2 separate regions of the Homo sapiens genome follow, and region 2 is linked to region 1. Evidence: read pairs that join two places in POLR2A ChIA-PET (ENCODE). Cell type or tissue: PC-3. All regions are shown on one strand. Each heading gives the region's core, and the rest is flanking DNA. Links, peaks and the distances in the headings are about the cores only. Region 1 has its middle 13 kb from the start of LINC01447. Region 2 overlaps ABCA13 (ATP binding cassette subfamily A member 13).

Evidence for each region. ChIA-PET counts read pairs that join two places held together with the same protein. Peaks named below come from ENCODE experiments on the same cell type or tissue, not always from the same donor. Only the 100,000 strongest peaks of a DNase experiment are listed, where the experiment ranks them.
Region 2: POLR2A ChIA-PET joins it to region 1 with 13 read pairs; 1 of 35 experiments calls an interaction of 5 or more read pairs at or near these places.

What each region holds. Positions count from the first base shown.
Region 1 is chr7:47,633,151-47,635,960 of GRCh38, reverse strand. No RefSeq gene overlaps it. Among named protein-coding and RNA genes, the nearest start is that of LINC01447, 13 kb to the right of the region's middle. RefSeq lists an enhancer at 575-1,286. In PC-3, for the core only: no CTCF peak of the experiment used is centred there; DNase peaks (open chromatin) are centred at 490 and 1,570; H3K4me3 peaks cover 753 bases; H3K27ac peaks cover 334 bases.
Region 2 is chr7:48,212,179-48,214,988 of GRCh38, reverse strand. The region is part of intron 3 of ABCA13 (ATP binding cassette subfamily A member 13); the gene reads right to left. Among named protein-coding and RNA genes, the nearest start is that of ABCA13, 42 kb to the right of the region's middle. In PC-3, for the core only: no CTCF peak of the experiment used is centred there; a DNase peak (open chromatin) is centred at 1,508; H3K27ac peaks cover 1,968 bases.

The DNA.
Region 1 (2,810 bases), core at 114-2,613:
CCTTTCCTCCCTTCTCCCCTTCTCCCCTCTTCTCCCTACTCCCTTCTCTCCTTCCCTCACTTCTTCCTCTCCTCCTGTCTCCTTTCTCCCTCCTTCACTCCTCTTCTCCTTTCCTTCCTCCCTCCTCTTCTTTCCTTCTCCCCTCTCTTCTCCCCCATCTCTCCTTTCCCCCCTGCTTCCCTCTCCTCTCTCTCCTGTCTTCCCTCCCTCTTCCCCTCCCTCCTTCCCTGTCCTGGCCCTGAACCTTTCCCTGGGCTCCCACGCTCTGCTCAGTCTCACCTAGGCCCAGCCCATGTCTTCTCAGACAACCCAGCACCACCCCTCGACCACCTTCCACAGAGGGGGCTGCCCTTTTCAGCTCCCTTGCCAAGGGGCCGCCAGCATTTCCAGGTCAGCTCACGAATGGCAGTGTTCTCCAGCTCTTCTGTGTCAAAAACAAACACCCTCCTCCCAGCGCTGCTCCTGGCCGGCTGCCCCGCCCTCTGCCAGGCGTTTCTCAGAGGACAAGACCTAATGAGCTGGCTGCTGCCAGCCTGGTCCTCACAGTTCATCAGTAGGATTCCAGACAGGCATCAGGCTCAGGGACAGCGCAGAGACAGCTGCCTTCTCCTCTTTCCCGGAGGCACCTGAGACCTGAGCGCACCGAGGGGGCCGGTGCATGGGCTGCTCCCAGTGAGCGTGAAGTTCACGCCCAGAAGTACACCCGCCACCAGCTGCAGCAGCACAGGTTCGTCCAGCGCACCACGAGAGGCTGGGGCTCTCTGGGAGTGGAGGAGCAGGTGGGGATGAGCCTGGACTTGCACGCAGAGCTCTGGGCTCCATTAAGCCCCCGCCCCGTCCTAGCTGTGTCGTCTGGGCACGCCAGTTCTCCCTGAGCTGCTCTCCTCCTGGCAGAAGGGGGGTCATAACAGCACCAACATGCGGGATTGCGGTGAGGTCTAAACAGTCAGGCACAGGAAGCTGCACAGAGAAGATGCATGGGCAACAGCGCCCATGGAGAATCCATGCAGCCCCCTAAGAGGGGCAGAGAGCCTCCAAGCAAAAGTCATTCTATCTCAACACTCACTCCCCTGAAGACTATTCGTTCTTGGGAAATAGGATACCCAATATTGAATGTTTGTGGTCCCCTCGTAACTCACATGCTGAAGCCCTAATCCTGAATGAGATGGTGTCTGGAGATGGAGCCTTTGGGGGTGATTGGGGTTAGATGAGGTCAAGAGGGTGGGACTACCCACCACAGGATTACAAGGAGAAAAAGAGGAAAGGGATCTCCCCGCCCTCTCTCTTTCTCCCCCTCTCCCAACCAGGGCAGAAGAAGAAAAGCCATGTGAGGACACAGTAAGAAGGCGGACGTCTGTAGGCCAGGAAGAGAGTCCTCACCAGGACCCAACCATGCTGGCACCCTGGTCCTGGACTTCTGGCCTCCAGAACTGTGAGAAATAAATTTCAGTTGTTGAAGCCATCTGTGGTATTTTGTTATGGCAGCTGGAGCAGACTCAGACAATCTTTAAATACACATACTTTCAGCAGTAGCTGGCATGTCTGACCTGGCAAGATGAACTGATTGCACACTTAGGTAAACTGACTACTCATCCCAGCAAAGCCCCTAACCCTGTAACCACCCACTGAACTGACCAGACTGGTGGCTTAGCCCAGCCTTGGACAGGCAGAACTTCAGCCTTGGACACAGTCCCTGTCATCCTAAAGGAGCCTCCTTAAGGAGCACTTGTAGGACCAGAGAGAGTCAGAGTTAATAGCAATGATAGTAACTTCAATACTTTATGTGGAGCAGCTGTGTACAATGAGCTAGGGCTGGGACCAAGCATTTTATATTCATCATCTTGTTTAATCTGTGTTGTTACCTTGTGAAGAAGGTAGGATTATCTCGATTTCACAGAAGAGGAAACTAGAGATGAGATTCCCTGTCCAAGTTTACACTGCAAGTACCAGATGGACCAAGCTTCCAACCCTCCTCTCTCTGACTTTAAACCTTATGCATTCCATTAAAATTAAAGGAAAAAGAGTCATTGATCAAGGTCTTTTTCTTTCTTGAGATTTATTTGGGGTTGGGGGTGGTGTTGCTTTTTTTAAAAAAGAAGAGGCAAACATGTCTGTTAAAAACAAGCAGACAGGCCGGGTGTGTTGGCTCAAGCCTGTAATCCCAGCCCTTTGGGAGGCCAAGGCGGGTGGATCACTTGAGGTCAGGAGTTCGAGACCAGCTTGGCCAACATGGTGAAACCCTGTCTCTACTGAAAATACAAAATTAGCTGGGCATGGTGGTGCACATTTGTAATCCCAGCTACTTGGGAGGCTGAGGCAGGAAAATCACTTGAATCTGGGAGGTGGAGGTTGCAGTGAGCCAAGATAGTGCCACTGCACTCCAGCCTGGGTGACAAAGTGAGACTCTGTCTCAAAAACAAACAAACAAACAGAAAGCTCTGTTTTACCATCTTGGAGAGAACAAGCCTGAGACGGAAGGTTGGAAGCTCAAGAGGAGGTGAGGGCGCTAAGCAGGGAAAGCAGACCCCAGCAGTGGAAGTCCCTCCTGCCCCCCTCACTGTGAGCTTTGTCTTGTAAGAGTATGTGACATCGGGAGGCTGAAGCAGGAAAATGGCATGAACCTGGGAGGCGGAGCTTGCAGTGAGCCGCGATAGCGCTACTGCACTCCAGCCTGGGCAACAGAGCAAGACTCCATCTCAAAAAAAAAAAAAAAAAAAAAGAAAGAGTATGTGACATTCAGATATTGTCAGCGCAGGATACTCTGCTGTTGCTCAGAGGCTGGGGGCTCCTGCCGCGTTTGTCCACTGTCC
Region 2 (2,810 bases), core at 212-2,711, 580 kb before region 1:
AAGCTGAGATGGGCTGAAAGCTAGGACTTTTTCACCAAGCAGTTAATAAATGCAATTCACTAACAGTTAATGAAGTTGTGAATGCAAAGAAAAGGTTCTTAAAGAAAATGAAAAGTGCCACTCCAGTGAAAACACAAATGATAAGAAAGTGATATGGAAAAAGTTTTAGAGGTCTGGATAGATCAAATCAGCCACAACATTTCCTTAAGCCAAAGTCTAATCCAGAGAAAGGTCCTAATTCTCTTTAGTTCTATGAAGCCTGAGAGAGGTGAGGAAGCTGCAGAAGGAAAGTCTGAAGTTAGCAGAGGTTGGTTCATGAGGTTTCAGGAAAGAAGCCGTCTCCATTACATAAAAGTACAAGGTGAAGATGTAAGCATTGATATAGAAGCTGAAGCAAGTTCTCCAGAAGATCTAGCTAAAATAATTGGTGTAAGTGTCTACACTAAACAACAGATTTTCAATGCAGATGAAACAGCCTTGCATTGGAAGATGCTATCTAGGACTTTCATTAACCGGAGAGGAGAAGTCAATGCCTACCTTCAAAGTCTCAAAGGACAGGCTGACTCTCTTGTTAGGGGCTAACACAGCTGGTGACCTTAAGTTGAAGCCAGTGTTTATTTACCATTCCAAAAATCCTAGGGCCCTTAAGAACTATGCTAAATCAACTGCTTCTGTGCTCTATAAATGGAATATCAAAGCTTAGATGGCAGCACCTCTGTTTACAGCATGTTTTACTGTATATTTTAAACTCACTGTCAAAACCTACTGCTCAGAAAAAAATGTTGTTTTCAAAATATCACTGCTCATTGACCATGCAGCCAGTTATCCAAGAGTTCCAATGAAGACGTACAAGGAGATTAATGTTTTCAAGCCTGCTAACAAACATCCAGTCTGCAGCACGTGGAGCAAGAAGTAACTTCAAATTTCAAATCTTATTATTTAAGAAATGAATTTCATAAAGCTATAGAGTCATAGATAGTGATTCAAATTTATGGATGATTTTGAGTGGGTTCCAGACTTCAGTGGAGAAAGTAACTGCAGATGTGATGGAAATAGCAAAAGAACTAGAATTAGAAGTGGAGCCTTAAGATGTGACAGAATTGTTGCAATCTCATAATAAAACTAATGAATGAGGAGTTGCTTCTTATGGATAAGCAAGCAAAGTGGTTTCTTGAGATGGAATCTACTTCTGGTGAAGATGCTGTGAACATTACTGAAATGATAACAAAGGATTTAGAATATTACATAAAGTTAGTTGGTAAGTCAGTGACAGAGTTTGAGAAGATTGACTCTCATTTTGAAAGAAGTCCCACTGTAAGTAAATGCTATAAAACAGCATCATATGCTACAGAGAAATCTTTCATGAAAGAAACAGTCAATGATGCAGTAAACTTCATTTCTGTCTTACTTAAAGAAATAGCCACAGCCACTTCCACCTCCAGCAACCACCACCCTGATCAGTCAGCAGTCATCGGCAACAAAACAAGATCTTTACCAGCAAAAAGATTGACTCACTGAAGGCTCAGATGATCATGAGCATTTTTTAGCTATAAAGTGTTCCTTTATTTAAGTTATGTACATTTTTTAGACAATGCTATTGCACACTTAACAGACTGCAATATAGTGTAAACATAACTTTTATATGCAATGGAAAACTAAAAAATTTATGTGACTCACTTTATTGCAATATTTGCTATATTCTGATGTTGTGAAATGAAACCTACAAGATCTGAGAGTCCAAAAACAGCCCTTCATACTATTAACAAATCAACTGATTTTAAACAAAGGTCCCAATGTATTTTAATGAAATAGAATAGCTTTTTCAACAAATGCTACTAGAATTGTATATACATATGTAAAAAGATAAACCTCAAAAGTTACATCACACCATAGAAAGAAATAAACTGAAAATAAATTGTACCTATAAACAAAAGCTAAAATTATTAAACATAGAAAATACAGGAAAAAATCTGAACAATCTTCAAAAATATTAGGCAAATATTTCTTTGTTAAAGAAAAACACAAAAAGCACTACTCAAAATAGAAAAAAGTGATAAATTATATTTTATCAAAATAACCCTTGCTCTTCAAAAGACACAGCACAAATGAGAAAATAATATTTGCAATACATGTATAATATGTATACATATGATTAAAGACTTGTGACCAGTATATGTAAAAAAACTCTAAGAATTCAATAAAACCAAAAATAAAAAATCAATTGCATAAAATATTTAAACAGACACTTTCCTCAAAAAATATTGAAATGGCCAATAAACACATAAAAAGATGCTTAACATCATTCCTGATCAAGAAAATGTAAATTAAAACTACAATTAGAAAGCACAATACAACAGTATAATGGCTAAAATTAAAGAGAACAACATAATAAGTGTTAGCAAGAATGTGGAGCAACTGGAATTCTTATGTATTGATGTTGGGAGTATAAAATTGCACAACACTTTCGAACAAACAGCCTGGACATACACTATATAGCTAAACATACACTAAACATTTATCCCAAGAATTCTACTCCTAGGTATTAACCCAAGAAAAATTAAAATATTTGTCCACACACAGATTTATTTTTTAATGTTCATAACATTTAAGATGGAAAGAGGCACTGAAGAAGATAGAAAGGACAGTCTTGCGTTGCCTACCTCTCCTCACTCAATCCCAGGCAGTGCAGCATGGAGAAAGATTCTGTGTGCTTGAGGGAGGGAGAGCAAACTAAGTGTGAATCTTTGTACTGAAACTCAGTGCTGCCCTATCACAATAGAATGCAACAAAGGGCAGAATTCTACTGGTGC